2 separate regions of the Homo sapiens genome follow, and region 1 is linked to region 2. A link is an interaction called in ENCODE POLR2A ChIA-PET data of the cell type or tissue named here. Cell type or tissue: endothelial cell of umbilical vein. All regions are shown on one strand. Each heading gives the region's core, and the rest is flanking DNA. Links, peaks and the distances in the headings are about the cores only.

The links. ChIA-PET counts read pairs that join two places held together with the same protein. Peaks named below come from ENCODE experiments on the same cell type or tissue, not always from the same donor. Only the 100,000 strongest peaks of a DNase experiment are listed, where the experiment ranks them.
Region 1: POLR2A ChIA-PET joins it to region 2 with 6 read pairs; 2 of 35 experiments call an interaction of 5 or more read pairs at or near these places.

The regions. Positions count from the first base shown.
Region 1 is chr15:81,608,583-81,619,192 of GRCh38, forward strand. It overlaps LOC102723985 (a long non-coding RNA gene), which reads right to left. Exons shown (of 3, transcript XR_007064738.1): 3 at 6,360-6,460. Among named protein-coding and RNA genes, the nearest start is that of TMC3, 240 kb to the left of the region's middle. In endothelial cell of umbilical vein, for the core only: no CTCF peak of the experiment used is centred there; no DNase peak of the experiment used is centred there.
Region 2 is chr15:81,511,705-81,522,314 of GRCh38, forward strand. No RefSeq gene overlaps it. Among named protein-coding and RNA genes, the nearest start is that of TMC3, 140 kb to the left of the region's middle. In endothelial cell of umbilical vein, for the core only: no CTCF peak of the experiment used is centred there; a DNase peak (open chromatin) is centred at 4,957.

The sequences.
Region 1 (10,610 bases), core at 2,180-7,179, 96 kb after region 2:
CTTTCATTCTTTCTTTTGCTCTTTCTCTCTCCTTCCTTCCCTTTCTCCCTTTCTTCCTTTCTTTCTTTCTTTCTTTTTCTTTCTTTCTTTCCTTCCCTCTCTCTCTCTCGCCCTCCCTTCCTTCCTTCCTTCGTTCTCTCTCTCTCTTTTTTTTCTGTCATGGAGTACAGAGGCAGCAAAACCTCTTTGAGTGGACTGAGGAGTGATTGAGCAATGAAGCAGTGGATAATCTGTCTGTAAAAGGATAAAGACAGGATAGCAACGAAGGAGGAAATGAAGTCTGGGATGGGAATGGATTGCTTTTTAAAAAGGGAGAAACTCGATCATGTTAGGATGTTGATGGAAAGATAAAAGTTTCCTGGGGAGGTGGGAAGAGATGTGAATCAGAGCACAGGTGAAAGGAGGTCAGCCTTTCATAAAAGGAGAGACATTTCCTCAAAATACATCATAGAGGAAAGAGACCATAAACATCCTCTCCCTGGGAATGTTCGCTGATAAGGGAGCTGAAATCCCCTTGAAATGCATCTGTGGTTTTATTCCAATTTTAAAGGGAACTGCTTCTCAAAATAGCAAATCAAGTATGGACTGCCCTCATGAACAGAGAATCTCTCAGCCTAAATATTGGAATATCTACCAACAGACAGGTAATAGATGAGAGAGGCAGCCTGGTGTTAGGGAAAAACGAGGACTACGGGAAACAGAGGTTTGCGTCTTACCTCTGCCATTGACTCACTCTGTAATTAACTTTGGGCCAATCTTCTTAATCTGGCTGACTCAGTTTCTCATTGTAAAGTGAGGAGAGTAATCACCCATATTTATGAGGCTGCTCTGAAGACTCGGTATTAATGTATCTCACATGTAATGAGCACTTGATAAATTTCAGGTTTCATTTTAGAAAATTTCATCTTTCACAACATCAGTATTTGACCCTTAGCATGAAAAATTGGAATGAACACACAGCTGGTGATAACGCAACACACCTGGGTGTCATGATCCCGGGGCTGGCAAGTTCCGTGTTAAATATTAGGCTAGTGGTTCCACTTTTTCTTTAAAGCTCATCTCAGTTTGCCACTACATTTTGATCAATGTGTAAAGTGGATATTTGTTGAAACTGAGGGTGCCGATGATCACAGAGAAATCTTTTAGAGGGAAGATGAAACTAAATGGGTTGAACAAAAGCTAGTTCCCCTGCTGAGTATAAGAAGTGGTTCCTGGGGTTTAGGGGGAATAATTATATTCTTTTCTCTTTTCTGCAATTTGGTTACCATTGAGAAACAGGATACAGGAGTCAGGAAGTTAGAGGTAAAATTACCGGTTTTATGAGTGTGGGGAAAGACTGGAGAACTGGGTCTTGTATTTGCCTTGCAATTGAGCTTAAAGATGCTGTCCCACAGCTTCAGGGTTTCCTTCCATCACCTTTTCTCAGGGACAACACCTGCCATGGTGAGCTAACGTCATGCAGAGGCAGAGAACTGCTGCGTCCTGCAGACGGCTGATCCAAAGTGACAGACAGCTAACGGAGCTGTGCAGCACACACGCTCAAAAACAGAGGCTTCTCAGGGAGGAAGGGCATGAAGGAGGTAGAAAGGAGAATGTAAGTAAGTGTTGCTTCAAATTGCTTCATCCTGGGAGGCCAAATTCCCTCTTGGAAACATGAAGATGGGGAATAAAAACTCTCATCACCACCTCAATAGGGTGTCAAGTGAAATCAAATGCTGCACCTAATGGGCTGATAGATGGTGTGCTCTAGGTGGTGAACGATTCTGTACAAACGGTGACATGGTGCAAAACACCAATCTGAGTAACTGAAGTGTACTGTGGATCTTTTTAGAAATACGTTGAGACACAGTTATAGTGTGGTAGTTAATAATTACTGCTAAGGCCGTAAAGAAGAACGAGATCATGCCCTGGATGCAGGGACATGGATGGAGCTGGAGGCTGTTATCCTTAGCAAACTAATGCAGGATCAGAAAACCAAATACCGCATGTTCTCACTTCTAAGTGAGAGCTAAATGATGAGAACACATGGACACATAGAGGGGAACAACACACACTGGGGACTACCAGAGGGTGGAGGGTGGGAAGAGGGAGAGAATCAGGAAAAATAACAAATGGGTACTAGGCTTAATGCCAGGATGGTGAAAAAATCTGTACAATAAACCCCCTTGACACAAGTTTACCTATGTAACAAACCTGCACATGTACCCCTGAATTTAAAATAAAAGTGAAATAAAAACAACAATAATTGCTGCTAAGTACTTTGGTGGTGTTTTAATTTTTCAGCCATTCATCAACGCCACTGAAAACTCTTGATTGTTTTACAATTGAGGAAATCCAGAAAAGACCAGAGAGATGAAGAGTTAGGATTCAAGTCTGGGTCTTCTAATATCCAGGCCAGAATTTTCTGGAAGAGAAGTAAATCGCATGAGGAAAGCTAAAAGTATGGAAATGTGGCTAAGCCCTACCATTAAGTAGTTTCTTAAGACTACCACCACTTCAGGTACCCCTAACCCGACAAGCCCAGAGGGACTAGTGCAGCTGTCAGTCAGCAGAGGCCTGAGCAGAGAACAGTTTGAAGACCAGCTCTCTGGAGAAAAAAGAGCATATTAATGATGTGATCTGCATATTCTTAACAAGGCAGCCTTGGAGAAATTAAGCATAAAGGAGTAGTGTGCTGCTCAGAGCTAATTTATAACCTATTCAAGGCAAAAAGATCTTAATGAGGATGAAAGTTAACATTTTTGAGAAATTTTTCACATGCCAGCAAATGTGCTAGTTGCGTTTCATGGATTTTGCCATTTAATCCTTATGGAGGCTTAAGAGTTAGGTTCTAAGATTATCTGCATTCCTACAGATGAGGAACCTCTGGCCATTCAGAGGCTGGGAGCCTCTGACCATTCCTCACCACTGAGTTTGCTCCCACCTCACACCTGTGCATTTGCTAGTCTTGCTTTCTGGAACAATTCCTCCCCAAATCTTCTCATGGCTGACCTTTCACATGCTTCAAATGTGTGCTCACATGTCACTTCCTCAGGGAGGACCTCCTGACACCCAGACTTAAACAGCATCCCAATTTGCTCCCCAATGCCTAACTCTACTCAGTTTCCTTTTATAGCATTTATCACCACTTGAAATTATATCACACACACACGTGTTTACTGCCTGTCACTCACTATTACTAGAAGGTAAACTCCACAAGGACAAGGAATTGATCCAATTTACCACTGTCTCCCCTGCTTTATGAACCTTGCACATAATCTTTATGAGCCTTTATTGAGCACCTACTATGACCCTTGCACATAGTAGGTGCTCAGTAAACATTTGCCTGAAGTGCCCGTCTTGGCAAACAGTGCAATGCACACACAGGCTAGCGTCCTACTTCAGTGTCTGTGACCCTAACCACTGCTCCACACTGCCCTTCAGGCCAGTACAAGCTTCCCTGAAGAATCCTGCTCTGCTTCAAAGTATCAGTGTCTACAGGTCAGCGAACAAAAACAGGAATGCTTTTGGCACCATGCAAGTCAGTTTTCCACCACAGGTCATTGGGCTGATTAATTTAAAGCCAGAGAACTGAGACTCATCAAAAGCTCTCTTGGAGATTAAATTCTGTCCGTTGCTATTTCTTCAAATATTTCTTCCTCCACTTCTCTCTGTTTGTTGTTGTTGTTGTTGCTGTTGCTGTTGTTTTTTTTTTTAATTTCAGGAATCCTACTAAGCAGTCACTGAAACTTTTGAGCCTGCCTTCCATATCACTTTTTTAAATATAGTTTCTATCTCCCTGTCCATTTCTGTTGCATTCTGGGGACTTGGCTTAAACATCACCTTATTAATTTGGTCTTTAGCTGCCTTCTGCTGTTTATTTCAAGCATTCAGTTTTCCAGCTGATCGTTTATAGATGCAATATCTGCTGTTATCTCGTGGAGAATATTCACATATCAATCTGAAACCACTTGACCATTTCCTTGGATGGCAGTTGCTCCCTTTGTTGGGTTTGTTAATCCCCTTTCGGGGTACTCATTTGCTTCCGACATTTGATCACTCTCGCGTGTGTTCCTGCCTCTGAATCTGAGAACCTGCATCCAGTATAAGTGCAGGCTTTGTTACTACAGCCTGCCCCCAGTGATTGTTAAGGTGGGATAGGAACACGACCCACAGGTGTCCCATTGGCTGCTCCCACTGGGTGTCCCCATGCACACAGAGCACTGCCTCCTTCTCTGGCCTCAGGCACCCCATTCACAGCTCCTGCCTCTAAGTAGCCCCCTCTGCTGTCTTCTCTCTGGTACAGGAGGGCTTTCCTGCATCTACCATGACCTCCCAATTTCCTGATGGTGGCCACAAGGCTATGCCTGCTCCCGCCTCCTCCTCCTGCTGACAGCTTCCCAGCAGAGCTCCTCAACAGCCAATACCCCAGGGGCAGCAGTCCTTCCACTCTGTATCCTTCATTCTATGAGACACCCCTCTAATCTGATCCCAGCTGCCATCTCTTTCAGAGATTCTGTCTAATGACCGAAAGGTCTTCTTGCTGTCTTGGCCCGTGCTCTTTGCACTCTCATATATCTCCTTAGCATTTGGTAGCTTCCTGGATTTAAAAAGAAATCCCTAGTGCGAAACCTTGAAAAAAAAAACACTAACAAACAAAAACTTTTAATAATTTGAAAAATGAATAATAAAAATTTAAATGTCCATAATATAGTCCCCTTTAAGTGTCTCTGAGATATCTGGGTTGCCAAATGTGAAATCCTGGACACTTACTCAGTGAGACATTTACCATTACCCCAAGGATGTAAAGCCTCATGCAATCTGTGTAGCCACTCTGCGTATGAGCAACCCTCAGAGAGTCTAAGGAAAGAGCATGTTGGGGCAGCCCTGGTTCTGAGTGATGTAATCCTATAGGACATTCTGCCACAGAATCCATTAGATGACAAACACAGCTACCTTTCAAAGTCGTTTCAATGATAAGCTTCATGAGGGCAGAGGCCACATTATACTCACTAAGTATCACTATGGTGCCTTGCACTACAAATGCAGTTTTCCACTCATATATTCTCTAGAGGTGAGTTGATGTTATTTCTTGAAATTAAAATGATTTGTGAATCATTTTGCAAAGATCATAGTTAATTATTATTTACCAGACCTTAATTGATTCAATAAATTATCTACACTCAGTAGGTTGATTGTAAACTAAGAGGGATAGATTGTTTGATTTTTTTTGTAGTTTAAAAATATTTGTTATATCCCCCTCTATAAAAAACATATGCCCTTTGATAAAATAATAAATCAATTCATAAATATACAGCATAGCAAGTGATAACCCCCCTTAGCCTATCAGTCAACAAAAATCAGTATTAACAATTTCTGACTGCACAAGAAAATAAAAAGAAATGTGCTCTGGTAGAGCCAAAAATCACAAAGAGTCTCTGAATGTAAAACAAAAAGACAAGATCATATTAATAGAAGAACCAAATACAGGGTTAGTATTTAGATATCAACAACAAAAACTCAAGGGCAAAAATTAAAGCTACTAAATGTTTATTGCAAACTTAGTATGTGCTTTATATGTATGAACTTGTTTAGTCCTTATAACAACTCTATTAAGCATGTAGTTACTATCTCTATTTATAAGTGAGGCCCAGGGAGGTAAAGAAACTGGCCCAGAGTCACACAGCTAGTAGGTGATGAAGCTGGGATACAAATCCACACTGCCTGGTTCTAGAACTCATGTCTTGACTACTGTATACTCTACTCAACTCTCTGAGACTTGACTTTATGCTGTGCTGTACTGTAGTATACATTATACTGCCATTCAACAGAAGGATTAGAATGTCACCAAGAATGACAGTTTCATTTATTCCTTTCTGGTCCTTATTTTGTTTCTTTCTGCATTGACGTATGCCTCATATTCAATGTTAATTACAATTGGTTGTCATCTCTGTCCTGAGTTGTTCCTGCCTATGATGTATATGTGTGACTACTTCACCAGTAAGGAAGATGTTTACCATAAATTTGTAGTTAGAAGTTCTTTGCTAAGTTAAGAGAGTTTCCTTTCGATTAGTTTACTAAGAGATTTTGTTTTGCTTTCTTCTGACTATTCATATGTATCGAATTTAGCTAAATGATTTCCTGTACCTATCAAAAGAATCACGTTTTTCTTTCTATCTTTAATGTATCAAATAAGATAATCTATTCCTTGAGATTTTTGTAAAAAACTCACCTTAAAATTTGTCTAGACCTGGTTGTCAACTGTTAAAAAACATTTTACTGAAATTTATTATTAGAGCTTGGGCCACATGGTGAAATCCCTGTCTCTACAAAAAATACAAGAAATTAGCCAGGCATGATGGTACTCACCTATAGTCCCAGCTACTCCAAGGCTGAGGTTGGAGAATCACCTGTGCCCGGGAGGTTGAGGCTGCAGTAAGCTGAGATCATGCCACGTCACTCCACAATAATTTCTACATACCTATGAATGTTCACAAAGTTAATATACCTTTATTCTCAGTGCTCTACAAAGAAAGAGAACATTACTAGCACCCCAGAAAACTCCTTCATATCCCTTCCAATCACTGTCTCCTCCTCCACCAGGGACAGCCTCTGTTCTAACTTCAAATAGCATGGACTAATTTACCCGCTTTGTGCTTTATATAAATTGAATAGGACAAGATATACTCTTCCTGTGTCTGAAATTTTTTGCCCAATGCTATGTTTTCCAAAATGCATCCATGTTGTCACGTCGGTGTAGATAATTCCTTCTCATTGTTACACAGTTTTACTTCGTGTGAACAAGACTATTTATTTTTCCATTCTGTTCTTGAGGGACTCTGGAAGTAGTTTCCAGTTTGGGGTTCTTATAGATAGTGTTAACAATCTAGTACATGACCTCCTGTCCTTTTATTAAAGAGGGAGGTGTGTTGTGGGAACTACTATTTTTAGTAAGAACTGAAAATTTTAAATAATTTCCGATTCATTTGTCTACTTTTTTCTTTGGTCAATTTTGTTTATATTTTTTCTTTGAAGTTATTAATTTATCTAAGCTTTTAGATTCTAGATAGGTGTAAATTTGTTCATAATATTTTCATATGATTTTTAAAAGTCTGAATATGTCTCTAAAATCTTAGCATTATTCTAACTAGCATGAATTTAGACTCTTATTCTTTCTCTGGCTATTTTTTGTTCTGGTTTGTTTTACTATTTTGTTTTCTTTCAACAGTCATCCTTATAATATCTTTTCTTTTGCTTCTTTTAGGTTTACAATATTTTTCTTTACTTTTATTAAACATGTTGCTTATTTCCAGCTTTTCTCGTGTATGTGGTTAATAGATAAATGTAACTAATGCTTTATATTTTGTCTTAAGTCCCACTTTAGATGCATCCCATGTGCTTTGATGTGCTGAGATTTTGTTGACAGTCATAAATATTTTGTAATGTCTATTGTAATTCTCTCATTGACTAGAGATTATTAAGACACAACTATATAGCTACTTATGAGAACCTTTGTCTTACTGGGAACACAGTCAGCTGTTATTTCCCTTTGCAGTTGTAAGTGGCCACAATTGCATTGCAGCCAACAAAATGTGATCAGATGTGATGTCCATTATCACCTTTCCTGATCCCTAAGAACTCCCACACTTGACCCTCCATGCTCTTCTGCCTTCCCCTGGCTTCATGCAGACGAGCTCACAGACCTTGGAAATCAAGCACTGAAGACAGATGAAGCAAAAGGGAGAAAATGAACTGCTCACAAAAAATAAACACCCCTTGGAGGCTCTCATTGAGGAATAAAGTAAGCTTCTGTTATGTTTGAGCCATTATGCAGTGGATGCTTGTTTATCATAGGAACCAGTGGTACTTTAGCTAACATAGCTATATGGGGTTGCATTTTGTTAATTTTAAAATAATATATTTATTGGATTTTTTGTCTAATTTAATTGTTTTATAGTCAAAGATTTCATCTGTTTGATACCAGTTCTTTGGTTTTTGATGAAACTTCTTTGGGGCTTGATAGGTAGAGATTGTTTATAAATGTTTCACATAAGTTCTAAAAGTATATATTTTCTTTATTTCTTTGACCATATATCTATGATCAAGCCTGTTAATTATAGTGCTCAACTTTTCTCTGACTTTACTAACTTTTGGCTACTTGATTGCTCTTAGAGAGGCTTTGTTAAAATGTTTTCCACTTTAAGTGTGGAATTGTTTTATTTTTCTTAAAAGTCAAGTCATAAAAGCAGAAAGTAGTATGGTGGTTGCCAGGAGCTAGGGAGTAGAGGAAATGAGGAGATGTTGGTCAGAGTAGGACCTTTCAGTTATAGGATAAGCAAGTTCTGGGGGTCTAATGTGCAGCATGGGTGGTGATGGGTGTAATTAATTTGACTGTAATAACCATTGCAAAATGTGTACTCATAGAAAATTAACACATTGTACACTTTGAATGTATTCAATCTTTATTTAACAATTAAATTTTTTAAAATAGCAACATTATTGCTGCTAAAAGCAATGATTTGGTTAAATTTTGATTCATAGATTTTGAAGCTCTATTGTTAGATACATTTATTTTTGTGATGGTTTATCTCCTTATCATTTTGAATGCTCTCTTTATAGATTCACTAATGTTTTTGTCTCAGAATCCTTTTTATCTGACATTCTCTTTGCCAGATTAGCATATATTTTTCCAGTTTATTATTTTAAAACTTTTTATTTTGTTTTAGGTTGTATTTTTTAAAACAGTATATATCTGAGTTGTGTTTTTATTTCATCTGATCTGAGGATCTGTACCTTTTAAATTCCATCTGTTTATACTTGCTGTGTTTGCTGACGTATTTGGGCTTGTTTTTACTATCTTCTTTTTTTCTGCAATTATTTTATCTATGCTTTCTTTTTTTCTTTCCGGTCTCCAATTATTCTATTAAATTAATTAAATATATACACAACACAGACACACACACACACATACACACACACACACACACACACACACAGACTAGAATAACACCTGGAACACAGTGTGATATAAGTATTATTATTATTACTCAAGTTATTTTCATTTCATTTTTCCCATGTTTCCTTTATCTCCATTTTCATTACTCCTTTTGTAGTTATTCATTCTATTCTTTTTTAGTGGTTACTCTTTAATTTTTAACAGGCATTTATTAACATAATAAAGTCTACAGTTAATTCAGTATATCTCTCCGCTTACCAGACAATACAAGGGCAAGCTCTAACTGTAATTTTCCTCTATTGGTTTCACATTATTACTGCTTAGCATTTAATTTCTTCTTTTAAAAATAAATTCCACAAAATTCACTTTCTTTAGTGTTTTATTTCAATTTATTTAGATTATTTAGATTTATCGAAATACTAACCAAATTCTTGAATACATTATTTCTTGCATCCCATTCTTTCTGGGGAATTTTATTTTTTGTTGTCATTGACGAAAATTCCTTAGTATTTATTTAAGTGATAGTCATTGAGTTGCAAAGTTTCTCCGTCTTTTGAATCTGAAAATAACTTCTTATCACCCTAACTTATTTATAAAGAAACTACAGGCCATTCTTTAAAGATGATAATATAGATAACTTAAACTCTCTGTGACCTTTGCATTTTTAACTCACACTTTTAAAAAATAAACTTTATGGCCAGGCACGGTGGCTCACACCTGTAATTCCAGCACTTTGGGAAGCTGAAGCAGGCGGATCATGAGGTCAGGAGATCTAGACCATCCTAGCCAACATGGTGAAACCCCATTTCTACTAAAAATGCAAAAATTAGCTGGGCGTGGTGGCGCACGCCTGTAATCCCAGCTACTAGGGAGGCTGAGGCAGGAGAATCGCTTGAACCCGGGAGGCAGAGCTTGCAGTGAGCCGAGATCCCGCCACTGCACTCCAACCTGGCCACAGAGCAAGACTCCGTCTCAAAAAAAAAAGAAAAAGAAAAAGAAAAAAGGAAAAAAACTTTAACTTCCATTAACAGTTTCAGATTTTGAAGAAAATTTTTTCAAGTAGTACAGAGAGTTTGCATAAGTCCCGTACCCAGTTTCCACTGTTAACATATATATATATATATATATATATATATATATATATATATATATATATATATATATATATACACACACACACATTTTTTTTTTTTTTGAGACGGAATCTCGCTCTGTCGCCCAGGCTGGAGTGCAGTGGCGAGATCTCAGCTCACTGCAAGCTCCGCCTCCTGGGTTTGCGCCATTCTCCCGCCTCAGCCTCCCGAGTAGCTGGGACTACAGGCACCCACCACCACGCCCAGCGAATTTTGTTTTTGTATTTTTAGTAGAGATGGGGTTTCACCGTGTTAGCCAGGATGGTCTCGATCTCCTGACCTCAGGATCCGCCCGTCTTGGCCTCCCATAGTGTCCACTGTTAACTTCTTAGGTTAGTACAGCACACTTGTTACAATGGGTTAACCAATATTGATATATGATAATTAATAAAGTGATACTCTAGTCAGATTTCCTTAGCTTTCACGTCCTTTTCTGCCCCAGTATCCCATCCAGAACACTACATTACAGTTAGTTGTCTTGCCGCCGACTTAGTTAGGATCCTCTTGGCTCTGATGGTTTCTCACACTTTCAATGTTTTTGA
Region 2 (10,610 bases), core at 2,917-7,916:
TATATCCATTTAGCTACTATTGTTTTCTAAAATTGAAATTGAAATATAACTTCTTATTCTTACTCTTTTTATTATTAGAGTAAAATAGTAGAAAACGATTTATAAAGCTGCTAATATCTAGGGAAAGGTATAATGTGCAAATCAGAAATAAAAAAATTTATCAAAATACAGTGTGATCAAGAAGGGACTCAAGAGGAACTGATCAATTCCATTTAGAGTTACACAAGTGTGAACCATGAGTAGGTAGCAGCTTCTTATAAGGTGTCTACTAAAACTCCTTTCTTAGGGAAACCATGACTGACTATTATGATAGCCTCTGACCAGGTAGATAGAGAAAATATATATCTGATACGTAGTACCAAACTCCACAAAAATAGGGATGCACTGATAGTGCTCAATTTTAGCTAATGTTTTATATAGGAAATATGCTATGTAAAGGTGGAGATAACCAGTTACTAGGCAGGAATTTTGATAGCATGAGAAGTGGGAGTAGTGCCTGTGGTCACTTTGGCTACCATAATAAACACAACAAAAGAAAAACTTGAGGAAATAATCCAGTCCACCTTCTATGATTCCTGTGGTCGTAACTCTTTTGTGTTTGTGTGTGTGGTTTTTTGTTTGTTTGTTTGTTTGTTTTTAAGATGGAGTCTGGCTCTGTCACCCAGGCTGGAGTGCAGTGGTGCGATCTCGGCTCACTACAACCTCAGGCCTCCTGGGTTTAAGCGATTCTCCTGCCTCAGCTTCCCGAGTAGCTGGGATTACAGGTGCCTGCCACCATGCCGGGCTAATTTTTTATATTTTTAGTAGAGACAGGATTTCACCATGTTGGCCAGGCTGGTCTCAATCTCCTGACCTCAACTGATCTGCCCGCCTTGGCCTCCCAGCGTGCTGGGATTACAGGTGTAAGCCACCATGCCCGGCCTTGTAACTCTTTATTCTACCATTTACTGGATCCCCAATTTTATAAACTTTCATCCAACTGAACTCCCCCTATGATTTCTCTCATCCATGCCTAAAAGACCAAAATAAGAATACATATGTACAATCTGTGGGGGAGGAAAACCTTATTAACCCTAAGATGTAATATTCACTATTTTTAAATGAACAACAAAAACAACAAACCATATTTGTTTGACATTCTGATGTCAAACAGACATTGGAAAGGATTCACTAATAGAGAAAAGAAGCATTTAATATCTCAGGGAAATATTTTCTGGTTTTGAAGATGATACACTAAATGAAAATGCTTGAAAGTCTCTCATTTCATTTATAAACTTTAATGATGAAACTACAGTATAGAATCATGGAAAAGGGAAACTATATAGACTGAGTATAGTGCTCACACTAGAGGTAGAAAATGTATCACTTAAAGAATGCAATAGACAGCAATGGCAAATTGGATGAAGTGAACAGTGTTCTTGGTTTTACGGAAGAGAATAGATTAGCCTGAAGAATTTGTTGGCTCACATAACTGGATATTTCTGGAGAACAGATTTAGCTTCAGGCATGGCTTGATTCTGAGCTCAAATAATATGGTCAGCTTTATCTAGTCTACAGCTTTACTTGTCTGCCTTTTGTTTACTTGGCCTCAATTTTTCTTACCGTATGCAGGCTTTCAAAGTAGTACCTGACAAGATATTCATCAGAAGCTCTAGGCCTATTTGCTTTTAGCTCATACTCCTAAAGGAAAAGAAAAACCTCAAGTTCCCCCAAAACTTTCTCAAGGAAAACTTTGATTGGCCTGGGAAAAAGTCACACACCCATATCTGAAAATATCACTGTATCCCCTGAGATGTAGCACTATGATTGTCAAATGCCTGTTCCTGTGTCTGAGATTGGAGTTTGATACCATGATTAATAGCCACACCAGCACTACATGGAATCGAGACATTCCTAAAAGAATCAGATTAAGTGCAGTATGTTCTTAAACTTGCTATAAACAATATTAGCTGCAATCTGCTAGTTTGTGAAATCCAAAAACATATATAAATCAATGAATTGGGACACATCGCCATTGAATTTTCCAAAGACTCAAGAGAAAAAGAAATGAAAATAATACGAAAAAGACATAAGAGATATGTACTTTTGGGGTGAAAAATTCAGTATTGTTAAGACAGGAATCCAGATAGAGTAGGACGCAGAAAAGAGGTGTGTGCAAACACACAGCAGGGGTCTACAGTACAAAATGCCTCTGGCTAGCCATCCACAGTGCAGCCCTTCTGGGCTTCTCACAGATATCTGGGAAAAATGAACACAAACAATAAAGCATATGGAGTTGAATTGAGTAAGTTCTTTATTTTTCCTCTTATGCTACAATTTCCTTTTGTTTCTTGAAACTAAAGAAGTACTTTTTTAAAAAGGAAGACTCAATTTACCTTCTCCAGAACCAAGAGTTGTACCAAAATACGTGAAATAAAACACAACTTTTATTTTATATCATTCACTGTTGCTCGTCTTTGAGGCAATCAGACCTCTGTTCAACAGGATATGCCTTCTCACAGTTACCATTTTTCAGCATCTCAGAACAATTAGGCAGCAAGGAAAATAGGCTCTGCATACGTTGGAAGGACTATTTCTTTCAAATAAAGTGTTGTAGGAGAGGGTTGACAATGGGAACCTGCCAGCAGATGTTTATCATGGCTTTTTATTATTTCCTTGGTTCAAAATTACAAAGACTCCGGGCCATCTCCATTGGCAATACACCAATAGAGGGTGTCCTGGAAAGCAAGAATAAGAATGGTTGTGAGAACTGAAATGGTAATGCATACGAGTGGACAGGGAGGAACAAATGGAAATTTACTAACATGCTCTGTTAATAGAATTTATTTCTAAGTCTGGAAACAAAATTATCTTAATATCTATAAAAAATAAAGAGGATAAAATCAACCAGGGACCAGTGAAAATATATAGCAGAATAAGGAAAAGGAATTCACATTTAGAAGATGTAGAAGAATTAGCTGGGCATATTGGCACGGACCTGTGGTCCCAGTTGCTCAGGAGGTTGAGGTGAGAGGATCGCTTGAACCTAGGAGGCTGAGGCTGCAGTGAGCCATGTTCATGCCACTGCACTCTAGCCTGGGTGACAGAGTGAGACTCTGTCTAAAAAAAGAAGATGCAGAAGAAGAATGCTATTCTGAAAATATCCAAGAGAAGAATTCCAGAAACTTTTGGCATCACGAAAAGAATTTAAGCAGATATAGATTCTCTGCATAGAATCATAATAGACTGAAATGAAAAGATAAGATGAGACTAAAAAGAACACAAATAAGTGGATGGAGTAAAGATGATTGCAAACCACAACTATCTCTACAACATTAAGTTATAAGAGACTGAGATAATGTAAGGAGTCATTATGTGAATAAAATGGGAAAATGTAACTCTCAGATTTCAGAGGACACAGTTCAGATGGGAAACCATGAGATAGAAAGTTCTAAATGTGAATGATAGCAAAGCAGTGCCAGCAAATGGAAGATCATTTCTAAAGGAGATACTAGAGTATGTGGAAGATAAGGAATACACAAACATATAACAGAGAATATTTTCTGAACTAAAGAAAACAAATAAGAATTCAACTCAAGAAGGAAAATAATACTCAGGCACTAATACTCAGAGAAAGCAGAAAATAAAAAATTAAACAGATGAAAAAGACATTATTAATATAGGAATTCTTTAAAAAGAGGATACATTGATAGCCGCTCCTGTGAAAAGGTAATAAAACAGCTAAGCCATTGGCCTAAAACAACAATGAACAATTAGCAATTTTAGGAATAAAAACAAGGATGTAATTGAAGATACACTAGATAGTTTGAGAAGAAAAATAAGAACGTTGTTCACATTCCAGACAATTTAATAGAAAGGAAACCCCTCTTGAGTTCAGGTGAGACAGAAATTTTAAAGTACAAAGATATTTTGAAAGTACAAAATAAAATTCCAAAAAGTATCCAGGCAGAAAAAAAAAGACAAATTGTTACTTACACAGTCATATAAATCAGGCTGTCCTCCATTTCTCTATTTTAATGACAATTTTAGAAATAAAGTGGAATGATTATCATTGTCCTGGAGGAGAAAGAAAAGATTGAACATTTCAGTATATCCATCCAAGATCTTTCATATGTTCATTTCTGATGAGAGTAGAGAGATATCTCCAACTACAGAAAATATATCATGCATTTCGCTTGAAAATTTTATTTCAAAAGATACTGTTTCTAAAGAGATAGAGCAAAATTAACAATCAGACTCAGAGTATAAAAAGTCTGATATTGGGCTTTAAAATTGATTAACTAGAGCTAAACCTGATAAAAATCTCTGTCTGGCTACCTAGCTAGCTCACTGTCTTTCCCTCAATTTCTTTCTCTCTCCCCTTAATCTTACCAGGCTGCCCATAAGGTCCTGATGAGCAGCCAGGTTTAGGTACCACCACTCTAGAATCTACACTGAGGACAGATCTACACAGGGATATAGCTGACCTTGCAAAATATGACCTAGCTATTGGATTGAAGAAAGATGACTAAGATGAGAGCCACCCACTGGTTTGGGAGGAGAAAGGAAGTAATCCAAAGAAATACAGCAGGCTTGGGACATTGTTGAAGGCTCAGGGGTTCTTGAGGGTAAGGTTTAATTGAGTAGGAGGAAAACTGAAAGTAGACATTCAAGGGATGGTGCCTGGGAAATGGGAAATTAGAGCCAGGGCTGACATATGCACAAGCACATAGAAATTGAATTGGGGGAGCAGCTGCTATGAGGGCTGGGACTGGCATAGAATGTAAAGAAGGTTAACATTCTGGGATTTTTTTTTCAGAGTCCAAGTCAAGGAATAGAAGTAGTCAGTTCGTGGTGGAGTTGCATTGATGATTCCAGAGCGGTTCCTGCTCCTCCTCTTTAAGCCAGTGTGTTTTACCAAAGATTTTCGGGACAAAGAAAAAGCCAGGCAGTAGGTGCCAAATACAGTGACTCATCAGATGACCCTGCTGTTTATCTCCAACATTTTCATGAACAGCTTTCAAGGAATGAAGGAAGGAAATGTTCTGTGTCCATAAAGTAGGATTGGAAACAGTTGACTTGTATGAACATGGCCAACACAAAATAGTCCAGGGGGATGTGGAATATTTGAGGAGAACAACATTAGACTGAGAAATTATGACAGTCAGGAAAAGAAAAATTGTACCAAATATCAAAGAACGTGAGTTTTTTTCAACAGAAAACTAAAGCGATAGATGGAACCTGTGAGTTCACTTCTAAAGGAGCATTAAAAAAAAAATGAAACCTAGGAAAATTTCTGGGAAGAACATCATTGTAAGGAGTGGAAATATAGTTTTCCTGAAGCATTAGATGCAACCAATGATGCTATAATGCATGCTTGTTTAAGGGTTCTGGTAAAACAGTATGGTTGTTAAAAGATAAGCTCCAGAATTTGAGACAGCATAGATGACAAGTTACAGAGAAACATCTTGAATAAAACAGCGGAAGTTGTTCATGGGTAGGATTTATGGTAGATCCTTGGAGACAGGGAGGACCCTTCTGAATTCAAGAAAGCCAACATTAATTACCAAGAAAAAGAGGAGTTACAGATTAGAAAATTTGACTCTGGTGATAGGAAAAGTCACAGAAACTTGATATGAAATAAGATAATAAACCAGATGGAGAAATACGACTGATGGAGCTATAAGAAGTCTCAACTGTGTAATTAAAATAAACTCATTTTGCTAATGAGTTAGATATTTTTAAGTCTACACATTTGAAAAGGGAACGGAGAAGAAAAGAAAAACTTCATTGTATTTCAGGAGCAATCTGTCTCACCTGCTACACAAGGAATATTGCTATGTGAAAACAAAGGTTTACTCAGCAATCATGCAGTGACGGCGTTCCAAATTTTCAGTTATTTATTTCCTTGCGTTGGAGTAAATAAGAGTAAATAACAAATATAGTACTGATCAATCATGCTTATCCAGCTGGAGCTGGTGAGACAGCAGATTGCAGAAATATCATTCATTTATCCAACAAACAATGGTAGAAAATTTATGTGCCAAATCCTGTGTTGGACACTAGAAATTCAAAGATCAGTAAGACATTGCACCTCGATGAGTTTACCATGTGGGAGAGATACATAATGCCATAATTACTATCTAATGTGATAATAGAGCCCTCCTCACCAGTCTATGGAGACAAAGATAGACACTTAATGCAGCCCGAAAGAGAGAAGTGACCAGTCAAGCCTTCCTTGGTTAGAGAGATCCCAGCCATGTTTAGAGTGACAGCAAAGATTTCAGTGATTTGGGAAAGAAGAGAGATGCTTCACATTTTAAGCACAAGATAGTTTTCAGGGTGCAGAGAAGAGTAATTTTTCTAAGGACCCAGAGGATCCAGTAGACCTCTGTGGATCAGGACACCTGGGAGAGTCCCAGACATCAGGGCGACTGGAAGGCTCTTCCCCAACCAGGGCATATTCCAAGGCTCCAAGGCTCCAGCTCTCAGAAAGCTTTGGGGAATGTTCTAACAGAGGTACATGATGCAACGGAAGCTTGCTGAGATGATGATGAGACCAATTAGGTACCCTAGATGCAAAATATAAGGAGACTCCCACAGTCAAGGTTGTGCAAGTGAAGTATCAGTATTTGTACAATTCATGAAGAGTGAGTGCCTCCTTACATTTTTTGCCTTGCAGAAGCTCATTTCTCTCCCTTCCTGCTCAGGCCTCTGCAGGATAAACCCCAAAGAAATAGATGAGCAGGAGGCTCCTAACAAGTCAATCTGCTGCTGGTCTATCCTCTTCTATTTTTCCTCCATGCTGGTTTAATCTGGTTTTGGACAGAAGGAAAGCAACTGATTCTCTCATATAGGTGGGAAGTGGTTGAGGAATGGAGTGAACACAAATAATTTTGCAGGAGGGCAGGAAGTTGAATGAGTTCCTGTCGGAAGACCTCAATCTTCTTTATGAAGTGAAAGGTGAAATCATTGCTGTGGGTATCTTAGTTTGCTAGGACTGCCGTAACAAAATACCACAGACTGGGTGTCCTAAATAACAGAAATTTATTTTCTCACCTTTCTGGAGGGTAGAAATCTAAGTTAAAGCTGCCAGCAGTGTTGGTTTCTCTGGAGGTCTCTCTCCTCAGCCTGCAGATGGCTGCCTGCTCTCTGTCTTCACGTGGCCTTTCCTCTGTGGGCTCACATCCTTGCTGTATCTTCTCTTATAAGGACAACCATTCTGTTGGATTAGGGTCCCACTCTTATGACCTCTTTAAATGTAATTACCTTCTTAAAGACTGTATCTCCAAACAGAGGCACATCAGGGGTGAAGACTTCAACATGTGGTTTTGGGATAGACACAATTTAGTCCATCACAGTGGGTAAGGTAGATGAGGTGGATTAGGAGTTTGGAGAGGGATAAGAAGTTACAAGAGGTGTAGAGGGGAAATTGACTAAGAATAAGCAAAAATTCACCAAGGTAAGCAAGCCACGTTGATAGCTCTAAGGTTGGGGCCCTTGGGTACATGATAATGGCTAGTCTGTGTGGCTGAGCAACATTCATTAGAAGGAAGTTCCCTTAGCAGCCCAGATGTTTGAATGGAGACAGTGGGCCGGGAGACTGACTGCACCAGAAAGGGAAACTATCAGGTATGCAAGGACATGTTTAGTACTAAGAGAAAACAGATCGTTGATGAACTACAGAGTCAAGGCTGGAAAGGCTGGAAAGGCTGGCACACAAATGAATGGACTGAAGAGTTGAAAGAAGGAAGCCTGTATAGAGTGAATGGTGAGTCATGGGGAATGGGAACTTGAGAGAGCTGAAGGGACGCAGAGTAGTGTAGAGCATGCGATATTGGAGTATGAGATTTCAGAGATAAAATAAGCTTAGGGTTTGATTTGTGAGTAAATGTCTGAAGTAGTTAAATATGTGGTTAAATATAGTGTTAAATATAGAAACATCTGGGAAATGCATTTTTAAAAGTTAGCGTCTATCTAATGGAATCAACCCAAATGACCATCAGTGATAGACTGAGTAAAGAAAATGTGGTACATATACACCATGGAATACTATGTGGCCATAAAAAGGAATGAAATCATGTCCTTTGCAGGGACATGGATGGAGCTGGAGTTCAGTATCCCCAGCAAACTAACACAGGAACAGAAAACCAAACAACACAGGCTCTCACTTACAAGTGGGAGCTGAACACTGACAACACATGGACACAGAGAGGAGAACAACACTCACTGGGGCCTGCCATGAGGTAGGGTTGCAGGAGGGAGAGCATCAGGAAAAATAGCTAATGCATGCTGGGCTTAATACCTAGGTGATGGGTAGATAGATGCAGCAAACCACCATGGTACACATTTACCTATGTAACAAACATGCACAGCCTGCACATGTACCCCAGAACTTAAAATAAAAATTAAAATAAAAAGTGTCTATCTAAATAACAATTAGAATAATACTTTGGGACAACTTCAAGAAAAAAAGGCTAATAACTAAAATGGTGATCTGTAATACAGGTAAATTTCTTAAAGTTCTGTTTGTGACCCTCCCCAAGGTGAGTCTTAAGAAAAAGAAGAGGAGGCTAGGCACGGTGATTCACATCTGTAATCTCAGCACTTTGAGAGGCCGAGGCAGGCGGATCACTTAAGTTCAGAAGTTTGAGACCAGCCTGGGCAACGTGGTGAAATCCTGTATCTAACAAAAATATAAAAAAATTAGCCTGGCATGGCAGTGCATGCCTGTGGTTCCAGCTGTTTGGGAGGCTGAGGTAGGAGGATCGTTTGAGCCCAGGAGACAGAGGTTGCAGTGAGTGAGTCGATTCCACCACTGCACTCCAAACTGGGTGACAGAGTGAGACCCTGTCAAAAAAGAAGGAAAGGAAAGGAAAGGAAAGGGAAGGGGAAGGGGAAGGGGAAGGGGAAGGGAAAGGAGGAAAGAAAATAAGCAGTTTTTAAGATGAATGTAGATAATTTCAATTTTCCACAGACCCTTGTTATGGTTACACCTCCTTAGAAAAGAGATGCATTTATACCAACATGTTGAAATTCAGTAAGGAATTTAGGGGCATTACGAAGTAAATTTAAATCTAAAATATGAAATGAATCAAAGATAATTTTGCATTTCTCACTGAGAGCTGTCAAGGATAATCATTTGTCTTTAACTTAATTGCCACTATTAATTAGACCTCTGGATGGGTTCTGGAGAAAATAGGCCCGAAAGAATAGTCCCTCCTAATGTAACAACCTTAGGGGAGATGACCCATTCAGGTCTGGTCCTTCTTTGACAGAAGGATGATCTTTAGACAACCTGGCCGTGGTAAAAGAACAAGACTATTGTAGTTTGCACATCCTTTCTTTTCAGATAATTCTTTGATGTCAAAACCAAAACTCTATCTTTGCCTGGCTGGGTCTTGGCAAGGATACAGTGCAATCAATTCATGGAGCAGGTAGCATCACTAACAAGATATCCTTTTTCAATTATACCCATCCTGAGGACAAAGGTGCTCATTAGCCAAGGAGAGCACCCTTTCCTGGAATCAGGGGTGGCAGAAAGTAAACATTGGTGCAATTTTACTTTTTTTAAACTATGTTCCGTAAATATATCTTTCATGTATTAATGAGTGTACCTGACACAAAGAATGCTCGATTTGGCCAAAATCTTCAAATAGAGTTGGAAGCTATGAATTAAATAATTACATAGTCCTTGTGTAACAGTTAGGAAGCATCACCCCCTCTTTAGATGAAACAATGTGTATATAACTCAAAAAATTATCTTCTGAAAGAATGAATTAGGTAGGAGCCAGAAAATGTTTGTGATGATGATTTTGCCTGGTTCCTAAAGTAGACAATATGTATGTCTTTAGAGTCGATATTATACAGTCCTTGAAGTGATATAAAAATAGTATTTTAATCAATTCTGCCATTTTTCTCTTTTTAAAGTTCACTGATTTCTTATTACAAATTTCATAAAAATTATCTCTTGCCTTAATTTGCTTTATTATGTTTTCTAACTTTTGGTTACATTTTAAAATAATTGTCATTTTTTAACCAGTTGATATTAAAGCAATTTAAGCTAAAATTTTTGCTGTAAGTATAGCTTTGGCCTTTACTATTAGGCTAACATGATAATATTTAATGTTTTCATTGACTTGTAGAGGTTGTCTGAACTTCAGATTATTTAGAAAGCAATGTTGGTTTACTCTTTGACCCAGGAGAGCTTTAGGTAAATTTCATGTTTAAATTTTGAAGTGTTTTACTTTTACATTTCTTTTATTTGTTTTTTAATGAAATGTATCTGTTTATCACATTATGGTCACAGAGTGTGGTCTTTATAATTTCCATTATTGAGGCTTTCTTTGTAACTTAGCATGTAATTGATTTTTTATGTTTTTCATAGGAATTTTATAAAGAATGTGTGTTTTCAGTTCTTTGTTTATAAAAATCAAAGCTATATATATGTGTATATATATATACATATGTTTCAATTTTATTAATGACATTTTGAAGTTCCTCTATTTTCTTTTCATAGAGAAGTTTTTGTTTGTTTCTGCTATCCAGCATCCACTTTCCTTAATTGAGCTCGTAGAACCTTGTTTTGTTAAATCGAGGTAATATACAGTAAAATGCTTAGTTTGATGAAT